2 separate regions of the Homo sapiens genome follow, and region 1 is linked to region 2. Evidence: read pairs that join two places in POLR2A ChIA-PET (ENCODE). Cell type or tissue: A673. All regions are shown on one strand. Links, peaks and the distances in the headings refer to the core of each region. The heading gives the core; the rest is flanking DNA. Region 1 overlaps PHACTR1 (phosphatase and actin regulator 1). Region 2 overlaps PHACTR1 (phosphatase and actin regulator 1).

Region 1 (8,337 bases), core at 38-8,037, 120 kb after region 2:
GGAGGTGCACTGGGTAACTGAATGGTTCCTTCTCCATTTGGCTGTTCCAGCTTGGAGCCTAAGAGAAGAAGGCAGTGGAGGGGCCGTGCCATGGAAGCCACCCCTACCTTTAGACAGTATCACCTCCGGACCTTGGGAGGCCACACCAGAGAACTTCTCAGAAGATATTTTCACACCATTTTTTAAAATAGTTGGAAAGCAACAGAATCCTCAGTGAGGCATGATCTCTATGAACTAGATCATTGAAACAGCAGTCCCTCCTGGGAGGAAGTACCATGTTCAGGAAAGTTCAGTAAGACATGAGGTTTGGCTGACATCCAAGGTGGCATTTCTAGCATTGAATCCCAGTTCCTTTACTCAATAGCGATGTGACTCTGACAAGTTGTTGAGCTTTTCTGTGCTACAGGTTCAACCATAAATTGGGGTTCAATTAAATAAGAACGCCTACCTTGGCTGGGCACAGTGGCTTACCCCTGTAATCCCAGCCCTTTGGGAGGCCAAGGCAAGTGGATCACGAGGTCAGGAGATCAAGACCATCCTGGCTCAAACCATGAAACCCCGTCTCTACTAAAAATACAAAAATTAGCTGTGTGTGGTGGCATGTGCCTGTAGTCCCAGCTACTCAAGAGGCTAAGGCAGGAGAATCGCTTGAACCTGGGAGGCAGGGGTTGCAGTGAGCTGAGATCGCGCCACTGTACTCCAGCCTGGGCAACAGAGTGAGACTCTGTCTCAGAAAAAAAAAAGAATGCCTACCCTGTCATAGGTGGTAATTTGAAGATTATTTGGAAGCTTAAATGACATCATCTGATTAAAAGGTTTATTATGATAGTATCAAAACATATTAACTGGTATGTCTCATTAGCTCACATTAGCAAAGCACGATTTACAGAAGCTTTCTCGTATGTTACATTGCCATATGTGTTAACATAGGATCCTTTAGAAGACAACTTTGTTACCTACTCACATCTGCCTCCCTGTTTGTCTTTTGTTTGTAGCCCTGGAAAGGAAAATATCTATGAGGCAAAGCAGAGAAGAGCTGATAAAGCGAGGAGTCCTGAAGGAAATCTATGATAAAGGTAAGGAGGATTGGTCTGTCATCCCCGGGTCAAAGAGTCATGCGTGGAATCTGCATGCATATTGCTTGGAGTTCCATTTCATTTTCTGCATCACCAGATATCAGGATTTGAACCATTAAAACTCCAGACAGTTCTAGAGAGAAAAGAGAACATAGCAGACAGTGCTGAAGCTGTCAGCATCATATGAGACGAAGGAAATAAAACTCCCTTTTCTGAGCATTGGAATCAAACCACAGGAGGCTAAGCAAAATGATGTGGCCCCGGGAATGATGCAGGCACTGGTTGTGAGTCTGTTGGCATGCAAATACACACGACCAGGGTGCAGTCACCTGTTTAGGCCCTTTCAGCAACTAAGTATTCCCAAGACAAGTGTGAGAAATCCATACTCATCTAGGATTTCCTTAACTTGTTTTTGTTTGTTTGTTTGTTTGCTTTTGGTGGTCCATCTTGCCACAATAGAATAAATTGAAGGAGATAAATTTGTGATATATGACTGTACATTTAAGATATTGGAAATGATAATATTATGGTGCTTCAAATGCTCTGTGAATGTGTCCACAGATATTTGCTGGTGAATACCACGTGTCCTTTGCTTATTGAATTATTGCCTTTGAATATGAACGTATGCAGTGAACTACATGGCATATGAAGTATCCTTCACTCCTCTTTTCTAAGAGCTTTATGGTATTTTAGTTTATTATGTATATATTTTGGAGACAGGTTCTTGCTCTGTTGCCCAGGCTGGAGTGCAGTGATGCAATCACGGCTCACTGCAGCCTTGACCTCCCAGCCTCAAGGGATCCTCTCGCCTCAGCCTCCTGAGTAGCTGAGACCACAGGTGTGTATCACCACACCTGGCCAATTTTTGTATTTTTGTGCAGACAGGGTCCCACTATGTTGCCCAGGCTGGTCTCAAACTCCTGGGCTCAACAATCTTCCCACCTCAGCCTCCCAAAGTGCTGGGATTACAGGCGTGAGCCACCGCGCCCGGCCTTTGCAATTTTCAATTGAACTTGCATGCGTGCACCTTCTCTTCTTGCTCCTCCTTCCTCTTCTTCCTCCTCCCTCCTCTCCCTCTTATCTCTTTCTCTCACTCTGAGGACCACACTCCCTCTGTTAGCGCTTTAAGTGAAATAACAGACTGTCACTTCCAATCTTGTTAAAATCATCAACAGTGATTTTCTATGTCAGGTCTTCTGATTGTTTCATGCAGGTGTTATCTGGTGGGCCAGATTATTAAATCACATAATATTCTACTTTAACAATCTGTCCTGATAGTCAAAGTGGTCCTGTAATCTGCCGACGCAGTCCATTTGCTGTGTTTTTGTAGGTCTTCTACATGCCTCGTGTGTTCTACTACAACGAGGCAGGTGGTACTTCTGGGTTCTGGCGCATCTTTCAGACTCCACTGTTTTGTGGGTTGGTTCTTATTCCTCTGGTGAATCTGACCTCCTTCATTCTTGTCATGGGCCTTCCCCGTGGTACTTTTGAAGTATTTTCTCTTAGCACAAATTACTAGCCTGAAATGCAAGAGAAAAGTGGCCTAGCTCTTGCCCTGCCCTGGTGGCAAGGCATAATGGAGGCAGAATGTGAAGGTGCATGATTCCAAACTACGTTCTGTCATTATCAGAACCTCCTGGGGTCAAGCAAGCCCTATGGTAAGCCAGCTTTATCCATCGATTTCTGTGTATGACCATACCAGCATACCACTTTTTTGATGGATTAAGCTCTCCAGGAAAAGAATCCATACTTTTCTTGCATTTCTTCAATGTCTTGCTGCCTGTATGATCCCCCAACCCTCCCTTGTTTTGTTGTTGTTGTTGTTGTTGTTTTGAGACAGAGCCTCCCTCTGTCGCCCAGGCTGGAGTGCAATGGCAGGATCTTAGCTCACTGCAACCTCCGCCTCCTGGGTTCCAGTGGATCTCCTGCCTCAGCCTCTTGAGTAGCTGGGACCACAGGTGCGCACCACCATGCACGGCTACTTTTGTTTTTTTGTTTGTTTGTTTGTTTGTTTGTTTTTTAAGTAGAGATGGGGTTTCACCACATTGGCCAGGCTGGTCTCAAACTCCTGACCTCAGGTGATCCACCCGTCTCCGCCTCCCAAAGTGCTGGGATTACAGGTGTGAGCCACCGCGCCCGGCCCCTCCCTTGTTCTAACTTTAAATCTCCATGCTTCATCATAAGCTCCTTTCCCCATATTCACCCCCCAGGAGAGATGGAAAATGTTTAACTAAAGGTATAATATTATATAATAAGCACCCGAGTGCTTAAATAAATATTATTGTTACAGCCAAAACTTGTTCAGATCCACTTAAACAATCCCTCTTCTCCCTCAGGAATATTCTGAAGTAGAGAATACATGTACAGTAGCATTTATTATTTCCGTTACATCTAATAACTGGGTTAAGATAAGAATTGCCTAAGTGGCTTCCTGACTTATAAAAAGAAGTCACAAACTGTTGGAGCAAAAGCCTCATTTGATAGGGAAAGAAACAGGATCCCTGAGACTGGAGGGTCCCTTAGGCTGCTCTCAAGGAACTCCAGACTGTTGGTGCCCCAAGTCCTCACCAACAGTTAGGAGTTCCCTGAGAGCAGGCGCTGTGCCTCTGTCACACTTGCTTCTTTCTCCATCAGCACACATGGAGCTGACACAGGACCTGCACTCAGTAAGTGGCTGCGGGCCGGGCTCGGTGTCTCACGCCTGTAATCCCAGCACTTTGGGAGGCCAAGGCGGTGGATCGCTTGAGGTCAGGAGTTCGAGACCAGCCTGGCCAACATGGTGAAACCCTGTCTCTACTAAAAGTACAAAAATTTGTCGGGTGTGGTGGCATGCGCCTGTAGCCCCAGCTACTTGGGAGGCTGAGGCAGGAGAATCACTTGAACCCAGGAGGTGGAGGTTGCAGTGAGCCAAGATTGCACACTGTACTCTGGCCTGGGCAACAGAGCAAGATTCTGTCTCAAAAAAGGAAATAAATAAGTAAATCTGTACATACATACATAAATAAGTGATTGCAGAGGGAAGGACCAGTCTAGTCCCCACATGTCACTTGTCACCACAACTTCCTGTTTTACTTTGATCCTTGCACTTATCACTGTCTGTTCTTTCTGTTGTTTGTTGACTGACTTTGCTCACTAGCACATAAACTGTAGGAGAGCAGGGGCCTCAGAGGCTGCGATTCCCCAAGCCCCAAATCATGTCTGATATAGTTTAGATGCTCAAAAATGTTTACTGTTTGGATGTTGGGAAGAGGAGAAGAAGAGACAGGCTAAAATGAAAACTTCGTTGCACATAGTAGTGTATAGGTTTGTGTTTTCTATGGGATTTTCTGATAAAAGCACTCATTTTGTATCTCTGTGGATATTAATCTCATTGCCTCATATTATAGTATATCTACAGTTAGGAGCATGAGCCCTGGAATCAGTTTCAATTCTAGTTCCACTGTTGACTAGCTGTGCAACTTTAGTCAAGTTGCTTGACTTCTCTGTGCTTCTCTTGCTTTATCTGAAAGTATGGGTGATGTTGTGATGAGGATTACAGGAGATAGCACATATGAAATAGAACAGTGACTTTTTTATAACAGTGACTTTATAGCAATCTATAAATTCTCAATAAGGGTTAACATGCTGTGATTGTTGGTAGTCTCATCATCATCATCATTGTCCTTTATATTTTCTTCAAACCTTTTATGTGCCTCACCCTAGGTGACCCTATCAACAGGCCCAAGAATTCAGAAGAGTGGACATCACTGTCCCCTTTTGTCTGAGGATTTAAAAAGTACAAAGATCTGTGACCTCCTCAGAATGGCCTTCGTGTCAGTGTCCACCGAGAACCCGGTCTTCTGTATCCGAATTCGGTTCCACCTGGCTTTCCTCTTAGCCTCTAAGCAAGTCATTTTCCTGTCATTTGTTCTTCCCTTTCTATAATATCATTCTTTTTCCTGTATCTGAGATTCGGGGGGTAAAGCAAATAGAATTTTATTGCCGCAACCTGATGAACGGCAAATGGCAAAGAGACTTTCTTTTTTTAAGTTGTTCATTTCAAGGATAAATCTCATAGATTCGGAGCAATCATTCCATATTGCCTGGCTGGTCATTCCTCATTTTGCACCATCTCCTTGTGTTAGCGCACATGACTCTAGCTAGTTACCGGCAGCAAAATCGTTTCCACCAGCGATGCATGGACCCTGACAGCTGCCGCATTGATTTGTAATGACTGTGTCAGCCTGTCCACCTGCATGCAGCCTCCAGGCCCCACCTCTGTTTGTGCCGCAGTTATGCTGTTTGTGTGCACGATACTACTAATGTGGTGGAAGATAATTTGTCTTTAGTAGGTAGGATTTTCCCTTCCAGTGCTTTTTACATTATTGATTTTGCCTGATAATGCCCCACTTGTTCATAGAAACCATGAAAATAAACTAGTGATTTGAGAGTCGTAATTATTTGGGCAGAGTACACACAAAATTAATGAGGTTTTATTACTCTGACAGTTCTCAAAATTCTTTCCATTTTCCTTCATGGGTTAAAATCCCAAACTGGTCAATGAATTTAATTCAGGCAAAATGAGAGCTTGGGTCTAAGAAAAGTAATCTCAAATGTCGACTGAACCGGCACAGAGATTCCTCATTTAACAGAGTGTGTTAGACAAGAAGAGCATAGTTATTCAACAGCTTTTTTTTTTATTATTGGCTTCCATATTGAATCACATAATTTTACAATCCAGAGATTTAGATAAAAGTTTTAAAATCAGAGGAAATAGTTTGATCTCTAGATATATTGAGGCCAGGTAAGAATGCAGCACACTTTGAAAACCACATAAAAGGAAATTTTAAATTATGTTAGTTGTGATGGTAGCATGGACAGAAAATTATAGGTTCTTTTTTTCTCATTTTCCTGATTTTCTACAATATGATTGTTTTATAAAGAACACAACTTAAATGTTAAGGTGAACTGCCAACACTATAAATAGTAAAAATGTTAAACCAATTAATGGTGTAAAATAATCTATAGTTCGACAGTTTATTTTTATTTATTCCTCAATCTTATGACCTATTTGCTTAAATTTGAACTTAATTTAAACAAACTAAACAAAGTTTAATTAAACAAAGTTCTCCTTGGCTCCCGGGCTATGTATGTATTTATTCATTCAACAAATTGGCACCAGGTGCTCCCTCCGTGCCAAGGAGTTGCCTCGGTATGGAGCTACAGTGATAACCACAATTGCAAAATCTTACCATTTCAGAGTTTACCTTCTACTCAGAAATAGGAAATAATACATATAGTATTTGTTGCCAAGGAGTGATGAGCGCTCTGAAGAAAAATGAAGCAGCAGGATAAGGAAATAAAGTCAAGCGAAGGGGGAGGGGGTTGTGATTTTAGGTCAATGCAATCATGGAGGACCTCTTGTGGGAGGTGATATTTTCACAGAGACCTAAACGAAGTGACCGAGTGGCTCAAACAGGGGCATGGGCACCCAGATTCTGAAACCTGGTCCTACTACAACTTTAAGGCAACTTGTAACTTCATTCATGAGCCCTTAAGTTCTTCAGATTGCCCCGGGATGTTTCTTTTCAATAAAGGCCTCTCTGTGGCATTTGCTTCTCTCTCATTACCCTGTAAATCAGAGCCTGTCACTGCCTGCTCAAAGCCTGCAGTGGCTCCACATTTCACTCAGAAATTCCAGGTTTCTACAACAGCGTAAAGCCCTGCATGGTCTGCCCTCCAACCCCTAACTTTCGTTTTCACTCTCTTCATCCCTCCTACAAACTCCCTTTCCCTGGTGCCACTTCAGCCCTGCTTCCTGGCCCTCGAGGTTTGCGTTGGCTGCGCCTTCTTCCAGAAGCCTCTTCCCCCAGATATCCAGATGGCTGGCTCCTCTTTCCAGCCTTGGCTGAGGTGTCACCTTCCCAGTGAAGCTTACTCTGCGACCACCAAGTTTAAAATTGCTGCCGCCTTCTCTAAGTTCTTAGACCCCTTACCCTCCTTCTTCCTTTTTTCTTCTATCTCTTATCACCTTCCACCTTCAGACGCCTGTAAATTATGTATTTATCATGTTAATTTTTTCTTGCCTATCTCTCCTCACTTCATAAGCTCCACCAAGCAGGGCAGGGGTCTTCGTCTGATTTGTTCCCTGTTGTAGCCCAAGTGTCTATAGCAGTGCCTGGGACAAAATTGATGTTCAGCAAATGCGAATAGAAAGCAATGAATGCAGGCATGAGGTAATTTCTGCATGTTCACATGACTTGGTTTATTCACTGCACCGGCGAAATCCAGAATACTAAGAACACTGATCCCCCTTATTTATTCAGTTTTATGGTCCATAAAACTTTATTGCCAGTTATTTAAATAGGTAATATTATATTATGTATATATTTGTATACATGGATGCCAAATGCCCTACTTTCAGATAGTGTCTTTAAGTGGTATGGGAAAAATATAGCAATGTCAGTCAATAGTATAGTCATCCCGAGGTATACGCAAGGGATTGGTTCCAGAACCACCTCCCATACCAAATTTCGCACATCCTCCAGTCCCATAGTCAGCCCTGTGAAACCCATGTATACAGAACATCAGCCCTCCAAACACAGGTTTTTCAATCTGTGTTGGGTTGAAAATAATTCACATATGAATGGACCTATGCAGCTCAAACCTGTGTCATTCAAGGAGCAACTGTATATTGTTTGGTCATTAATAAAATAGTGATAATATTTCTCACACTTGGCGAGGATCTCACGAAGTCACCTGGCTAGCTACTGATTATTCCAATGTAGGCAGGAAGCAGCTGAAGCCCAGAAAGGTTATTGATGTAACCTAAGTCACAGCCGGTGAGTGTGAACTCTTAAAACCCCTGCTGAGATCATATGTTCTTCATGTGGGATTTATAGGGACACAGGAAGGCTATGCACATTGGTTATCTGAGAATCTTAATAAATATTGCTATTACTGGCTGTTGCAAGTAATCTCTACAAATAAACATGATGCTGTATTTGTAGAATGTTAGGGATAACAGTGGTGATTGTGCTATTTCCATCACTGAATTTCTCTATGAAGCCTCAATTCTACCACAGTGTCACTCACTTTGTATGGTATGGGTATGTGTAATTCACGTGGATGTATCTTTTATTGGGAGGATGGGGAGGGAAAAGAAGACCACTTCTCTACCATCCGATGAAATGACATTTTCCCTGCATGTTAGACAATTCCACACCCTAAATGTGGCAGCCTGCCGTGAGATCAGTGAAGCTGCCGCAGCTCACCTAGTAGT
Region 2 (8,337 bases), core at 90-8,089:
TTTAATGAGCACCCACAAAATGCCACTTATTATACTAGAGTTTCCATGTATTAATATAATGGTTGTATATGCAATCAGAGAGCTAGATATTGCTATTCCCATTTTTTGTAGTTAAGGAAATGTAGTTTTGAGAGGCCGATTAACTTGCCTGTGGTTACACAGCAAGTCATGATTAAATGCACTTAAACCTGATGTTCAAAGTCCCAATTCTAGGCTCTGAGGTCATTATATCCAGACATTTGGAAGAAAGAACTTAAGGAAAATAATAATTTAAAAATAAACACTAAATCAAATGTGAATTCAGAGCTTCCTATGTGGCAAAATTAACAGGTGACTTTCTCTGTTGAGACCTCTTTAAAAATTTAACATCTTTCATGCAGAAGAATAATAAAAAGTCCCCAAAGGAATTAACAGGACAAAAATAATACGACATTTACCTCTGAAAAAAGACTAATGGAAGTCAATTTCTGTGTTCTGAGACAAGGAAAATTAAGAATTCCTTGTGAAAGTCTTGACAAAGATATGAGCAGGGTTCCTTACTTTCTGAGTAATAATCAAAACAAGTCCAAGTTAGAGCCACTGGTGGTAATTAAAATACATACACACACACACACACACACACACACACACACACACACACAGAAGAGAAGAATGTTTTAGCAAGGATCAACACCCTTGCAAAAATACTCACTTCAGCAGTACTATTTGGATTTCACCTCGTCACTAAACAAATGATAAATGGCACTGAAAAACTCACCTGGGAGGTAATGGGAGCTACATAAGGAAACAGGGTAATGTCATCAGAGAGAGAAAATGAGAAATCTGAGCTTAAAAGGAAGTAGACTCAAGAAGTGATTCTCAAATGGAATGTAAAGTTTCATCAGGTTCTCTATCATCCTACACTTAATAGGTAACAGAGTGGCTGTTATCATGAGATTTTGGAATGAGTTCAAGAGAGAAAAAATGTCCAGGAGTGTATTAACCTTGACAGTATTAATGGAGGGAAAGATTTTGCAAAGGTTGAATCAAAAAGCCTGCACTGCCTGGTCTTGAGCATCCTCAAACCATCCACAGGAAAAGATGTGTGATGATACGTCTCTAGACTCAGTCCTGGACCACGGCAACTTTGTGTGAGTTGCCACATTCTAGGCAAATCCCTTGACTCCTCTGTGTCTCGGTTCCTTTAACTATAGAATGGTACAAAACGATACTCAACATTTGATAAATTGTGTTTCATGGAACACAAGTCTATAAGACCTTAATGGTGTCCCACAAAAAAACACTATCCAACCATATTTGTGATTAAATTAAGTTTGGAAAATAAAGGGTTCAACAGAGTTTAAAAGGTTTATTGTAGACCTTCTCAGAGCCATTAAAAGGCTAAATTGTAATTCGATTCTTTGAGAAAATAGTACCATAGTCATATATAGAGAAACAAATGAAATGTTATACCCCACCTACATAATGGGGGTGTTGTGAAGATCTAATGAGATAATAGATCTAAAAGCACTTAGAATAAAGCACTACATGAACATTAGGCATTTTAAAATTATTCCCAGTGATTTCACGTTTTAGGGACTGGCAGGCAGCACTGAAGTATGATGGAATTTTCTACACTAAGGATCTTTCTTCTTAGCCAGCCACCTGAAGGCAATGGATATAGTTGGGAAGAAGGGAGTAGGATCCTAGGGTTCATTAGGAATACTGCAGGCCTCAAAAGAGTGATTCTCAGAACACTGCCGTCAAAGTTACCTGGGCTGCTTATTTATGCATTCATATTCCTGGTTCAGTAGGTCTGAGATGGATTAAAATTCTTAACAGGTACTTCAGTTGATTCTTATATGCACTAAATTTTGAGATCCACTAGTCTGAAGAGACAGCACAGTTGAGAGCCTCCAAAACTGTTTAAATTCATGTAAGTCCTTAAGGGATATTCTAGTGGTGACATGGTAACGAATTTCACCCCTAGTGGAACGCTTATTAGCCAGGTGGTAATAAGCTGATACCAGAGGAGACTTTTCACTTTTAGATAACTTTAGCTGAGCCCATGTTCTGTGCCCCAAAAGAATGCTTTTAGTATATGCCTATTTATCTTTATAAGTCTGTATTATCCCCATTTTACAGAGAGGAAGCCGATGGGACTTTCCTAAGGTCACACAGTGAATTTGTTAGAACCCTTTTAGTTGCAAGTAAAAGAGAACCCCACTCAACCTAGTGTAAGTAAAAAAGAGAATTTATTACTTCGTGTAAGGAAAATATTCAGGGTTATAGTGGTTTCAGGCAGGGCTGGATCCAGAAGACCAAGTGATGTAATGAGGTTTCAGTTTCATTGAGTCATCTCTGTTCTCTTTGTCTCTGTTGTGGCTCAATTCTCAGGCAGCCTCTGCCATTAAAGTGGCTGAAAGGGCTGGGCATGGTGGCTCACGCCTGTAATCCCAGCACTTTGAGAGGCCGAGGTGGGTGGATCACTTGAGGTCAGGGGTGCGAGACCAGCCTGGCCAACATGGCAAAACCCTGTCTCTACTAAAAATACAGAAATTAGCTGGGCGTGGTGGTGTGCACCTGTAATCCCAGCTACTTGGGAGGTGGAGGCACAAGAACCGCTTGAACCTGGGAGGTGGAGGTTGCAGTGAACGGAGATAGAGCCACTGAACTCCAGCCTGGGTGACAAAGTGAGATTACATCTCAAAAAAAAAAGGCGGGTGGGGGGTGGCGCTGGGGAGGCTGAAAGATTATCCACAGCTCTATAGGACAAGGGTTAACAAGCTATGGCCATGCAGGCCAGATGCTTGTTTTTATAAATAAAGTTTTATTGGAATACAGACATGCCCATTTGGGCATATTAGTCTACTGCTGCTTTTACAGTGCATCAGCAGAGTAGAGTACTTCAACAGACTCTATATGGTCCATAAAGCCTAAAGTACTTACTATTTGGCTTAACAGAAAGAGTTTGCTTACCCCTGCAGGGGAAACCAGGCTTTGTTGAGGTGGGATTTGAGTCTGTAAAAGGCACTATTTATTTAACTGCAAGAAGAATATCAGACCCTAGGGTCTAAAGATTTAAGATGAAAAAAGGGTCTACGTTATTTAAAGATTGTTGCTTTGGATTAACACAAGACTTGGGAGTTTATTTACAATTTAAATAAGTTCTGTTGCCAACACAAATGTATTCTATAGATTAAATGAACAACAGAATGTTTTATAAGTTTTTGTAGTCATTATATGTGTTAGTGGTTGAAGGATACATTCCTGGGAGATAAAACAAGAATTTTGTACTGAATATCTAAGGAAGAATTTTGATAATAACATCTATTAGCTCAATAAGTCTAACAATATAGAACCTGTATAATTTTAAATTTAAATATTTAAAATTTTATAATTTTAAATTTAAATAGGAACTTTCCTCCCTACCTGTCTGGTCTGTTCACAATGTGCTCTCTTCATTGCCCTGTGTTCATGGAATAGAAGTATCTTCATCCTTCTAACACAGTTCTTAGGAAATATGAAGTATTTGACATAATAGGATCGTTTCTTCTCAACGCTTATGAATCATCATTGTGACCTGGAAATTCTTTTAATATTAACCAAGGCTAAATGAAGATGTTTTAGTTTGTGACCCCTACTTTGATTAGGCTTAGAGCCTATGTAATCTGCAATCCCAGTTGAAAGAGCATGTTTATCAGTAGTTCCAACAAATTCCAGCATTGAGTCTCATTGCCTGGCCAAGCTCAATGACTCATCCCTGAATTAATTACTGTGGGTGGAGGGTGGAGATGCAATGCTCTGATTGGCCAGCACTGGGTCACATGCCCACCTCTGGCGTCAGGACGGAGATGAACTTCCTGAACCACCCAGAGTGCGAGGAGAGGAGGAGTGACTCTCCAGAGGAGAATGAGGAAGCCCTTGCCACCTGGTGGGGGCCAGAAAGAACTCACCTCCACCAGCAGCTATTAGGTGGTAGATTCCGGATCTGGACCCACATCCTCCTAGTTTCGTAATATTTTTCCCCTATACACGATGGTTAGCATTTTCTAAGTGAAGCATATCTGAGCCTATTCCAGGCCTGACTGACACCCGCTGAGTTCGTAATTGTAGCTTGAGCACAGGTCCTTAGCAGATAATGTCCTACCGGTTCTTCTTGTCCTAGTGATCTAGGGCGGGTATTCGCCAGGGCACCTACAGACAGGTGTACATCTATATTATATGACATTTTATGGTAAGACAGCTCCTCTTTTCCCTTGCTACAGTAGGATCAATTTATAATTGGCATCTGTTTTGCAGCCTTTTCAAAAAAGCAGCTCATTTCCTCCCTCATCCCTGAAGCCCTCCTATGACTTTAGTGAGTAATACAAAGATTCAAAAAGCCAGACTCTCACACATTGAGGAGACATTCTTGCAAATAGGCATGTCTTAATTAAAAGCATGTGTTTCTCTTCTTTCGAGAATCACTTTTTCCTATTCATTAGTCCCTTCTCAATTTCTCCAGCTCTAAAATGGGGATAATATATAGCCCTCGCTCACAAGTTTAATTTGAGGATTATATAAGGTAACACATTTTAAGTGCTTAGATCAGTGTCTGGAATAGACTTAGTGACTGAAAAATGTTAGCTGTTATGGATGCTGTCATCATCATCGTCATCATCAATGATCATCTTTACCGTCATAATAGTCATCAGCACCGATACCTAAGGAAACACTGTACCGTTTACAATCCCCCCTCCTTTTAGGAGGAAACGCAGAGTCCCATAAACCGCATTAGTCATGTGGCCTCTTTCTGATACAGTGGCCTACGATTCCAAAACCAGTAGAGCCACCCTCTTGCTTTCTTTAAAATTAGTACATCTTAGGGCACCAGGATTTATGGATGTTCTTGTATTCTTGGCTGTCAATTCATGCTTCAGGAGCAAATTAACAGAAACATGGGCCATCTTTGGACCTATGGATCCCTGAGTTTTCCTTCCTTCCCATCTCCCCGCATTGTATGTCAGCACAGTGTTTTCCCAGGGGGCCACTAAAGGGCAGCTCTGCCTGTCCACAGTGCAGGAGGCAGCAGTACACCTATGATGAAAGCATCCCTAGGAACTTGCCTCCGGCAGTGGGGAGAGCTGCCTTTACCAGGCAGAACTCTGTAGAAGCCAGAGACAAAGGAGGAAGTTGGCCAAGAGCCTGAGCAAATCTGCTGAGAAGTTTGGGTCCAGGTATATGGAGCCTCCCTCCTTTCTCCACCACTCCCAGACCACAGGACTCTGTCATATAGGCATGCACACACTATTGATTCTTCCCCCATGAGGACTACCATTCTTGCAAGCAATAAGATTGATAAGCAACTCTCTCAATGTAAACATTGACCTCTCCCTCCAGAGATGTAGTGGGGAAGACTGCCAGATGTCATGATGTGGCGTAATGGTTGCATCTGGGGTGTGGGTGTTGTTTTGTGTGGAATGTAAGTGGCGTTTCCTCTGATGGTTCCTAGGTAGAAAGATAGCCACCTGTGTGTCCAAGCAGCTGAGGAGCACCAGAGCTCCCTCCTCCTACCCATCCCCACCGGGACTTGCATTACTCAAGTCATCCAGTTTTTGGATTCAGACAGATAAAGCCTTAGTTAAATGTTGCTGTCTCATTACCATATGCTCAGCCAGTATCAGTGTCCACAGCTTGGTGCTAATACATAAATTGGATCCCTCTTTGACTGGATGCTAAGGGATGGGGTGGAGGAGGGTGGTGCACAGAGGCGCAGAAGAGCCTGAAAGAAGGAAGTGAGGGCAGTGAAGGTCAGTGATCCTCGTACTCACCGATGTTAACATGAGTACTCTCTCAGGCATCGTGTCTGTGTTTAATAGCTCTTGGACAACATGGCCTTGTTGATTTATCTCCCAGCTCCTTCATGGTGTATATTTTTCCTTTAACCAGGCAACCTCTCTGTGCTAAAAGAGTCTCTGTTGTCCCCATCATTTTCCCTCTTTAATGCCCAATCTTTGTCCCATCCACTCCCCACTTTACGTCCCCATCCCATTCCTAATGAAACCAGGTAGGCACTCTGGATTTTTAGAATAAACATGTTTTACTCTTTAAAAAAAAAAAAAATCAAAAAACAACAACAAAAAATCTTCTAGTTAATCAATTCTAGGTTGTCAGAAACTCTTCCAAGAGATCCAGCCTCTATAAGTGTATGGCATGACTTATTCTAGAATGAAAAAGGAAAAATAGTGTCCTCATATGCCTGATAATTCATATCAACCCTTCATTTATTTATGATAAGGTAGCTCTGAAAGTGACAGTACATTTATAAAAGGGACCTTTCTGAATGGCTGGGCACCTGTGTGGCGTCATTTTGCAGGGCAGGAAAAGGCAGCGCAGGCTGGCCGTGGAGGCTCACACCTGTAGTCCCAGCACTTTGGGAGGCCAAGGTGGGCGGATCACATGAGGCCAGGAGTTCAAGACCAGCCTGGACAACATGGTGAAACCTTGTCTCTGCTAAAAATACAAAAATTAGCCGAGTGTGGTAGTGCACGCCTGTTGTCCCAGCTACTCAGGAGGCTGAGGCATGAGAATGGCTTGAACCTGGGAGGTGGAGGTTGCAGTGAACTGAGATCATGTCACTGCACTCCAGCCTGGGTGACAGAGCAAAACCCTGTCTCAAAAAAAAAAAAAAAAAAAAAAAAAGGCAGTGCTGCTGCTTCAGCGTAGTGAGCTGACAGCCTACCTTACCTCCACTCTGATCTTTGGTTCCCATTCCTAGGGTGGTGAAATAAGGGAGGTATATAACCCCTTCTAATTACAAGCAAAAGCGAAGGTTATCAGATCCTGCAACATAAACGTTCTGTTATTGAGTTCACTTAGGGTTAAGAAACAAGAATCCAATTTATGAGAATCTTAGGTCCTCCAAAAACCCTAGGAGCATTTAGCACATGGGGAGATCTCCACTGGGGTCCCAAATGGGCTGCCCTCCTGCCTCTGGTGCTGACTCTGACTAGACATCAGATGGCACAGACACCATGCTTCCTTCATTCCAGGCTGCTCCCTGGGATACTGTATGACGAGCACTTTCTAGGCCAGCAGAAAGCCAAGGTGATGCCATCTTTGCACAAGCCTTTTGAAAGCCAAACCACCATGAGAAATATGGTGTACCTGAGGAGCGCCCCGAGCCCCGGCCCAGCTCCTCCCGCTGCATGCCCTAGGAGCCCACCAAGAGTAATCCCAGGTTGCCACCAGGGCTGGGGTTCAGAACACCATCTGGCCTAGGTACTTTGGTTCTTGTCATTAAAATCATGCATACATCAAATATTTTCTTTCTGGCCTGTCTAAGGAGAAAGAAAAATCATCTCCCAATCATTTCCACCCTATGGGTAAAACAAAACCCAGTTTTGTCATAAGTGGGAGCCCAAACTGTGTGGTCCTTCAAAGAGTGTTCTCTTGGATGGTAGAGCAGGAAAGACCCCAGGAGTTTGCTTGCCCATGGCTCTCTCCTCACTTCAGCCTTCTGAAGGAGCTCAGCTGCCCAGCTTCCAACGTTTTGATTCAACATGCTCAGTCCTGGCAGTTGACATTCAAGCTGATTCATGTGTGGCTCAGCATTTTCTCCAGACAGCATGAGGTAGCCACCTTTGAGCAGGCCAAAGTGAAGCTGTCTTTACATGCTCCATTTCCAAAAAAGGCTGTTTGTGATTCCAAAACATGGCAGGCCACGCCCTGCTCTCCCACTTGCCTTCATCCCTTTCTTTCTCTGGTTCCTGCAATGGGAGACCACTTTATCCTGAGACCTGTTTTTTGGTTTCCATTTCTTTGTGTGTGTGTGTGTGTGTGTGTGTGTGTGTGATGGAGTTTCACTTTTGTCACCTATGCTGGAGTGTAATGGTGCAATCTTAGCTCACCGCAACCTCTGCCTCCTGGGTTCAAGCAGTTCTCCTGCCTCAGCCTCAGTAGCTGGGATTACAGGCACATGCCACCACACCCAGCTTATTTTTCTGTTTTTAGTAGAGACAGGGTTTCACCATGTTGGCCAGGCTGGTCTTGAACTCCTGACCTCAGGTGATCCACCTGCCTTGGCCTCCCAAAGTGCTGGGATTATAGGCGTGAGCCACCGCACCAAGCCTTCCCTTCCTTTTCAAACTGTGTTCATAAGTTGGCTCACTCTTGAGCCATCCTCACACTTAAGCCTTCCAATATCATTATCTGATGGCAAAGCTAGCCCCATCATCAAATTAATTGGAGAAAAATGTAATGGGGTGATTAAAATATAAATCAGCTAAACCTAATGTGATCCAGTCTGCTCAATAATCTACTGAATTTAAGAGCTAAACATCATGAATTTCATAATAATACTTATTAAGGATTCAT

What was found. Peaks named below come from ENCODE experiments on the same cell type or tissue, not always from the same donor. Only the 100,000 strongest peaks of a DNase experiment are listed, where the experiment ranks them.
Region 1: POLR2A ChIA-PET joins it to region 2 with 6 read pairs; 2 of 35 experiments call an interaction of 5 or more read pairs at or near these places.

The regions. Positions count from the first base shown.
Region 1 is chr6:13,159,209-13,167,545 of GRCh38, forward strand. It overlaps PHACTR1 (phosphatase and actin regulator 1), which reads left to right. Exons shown (of 15, transcript NM_030948.6): 6 at 996-1,076. Among named protein-coding and RNA genes, the nearest start is that of TBC1D7, 170 kb to the right of the region's middle. In A673, for the core only: no CTCF peak of the experiment used is centred there; no DNase peak of the experiment used is centred there.
Region 2 is chr6:13,040,740-13,049,076 of GRCh38, forward strand. The region is part of intron 4 of PHACTR1 (phosphatase and actin regulator 1); the gene reads left to right. Among named protein-coding and RNA genes, the nearest start is that of TBC1D7, 280 kb to the right of the region's middle. In A673, for the core only: no CTCF peak of the experiment used is centred there; a DNase peak (open chromatin) is centred at 3,842.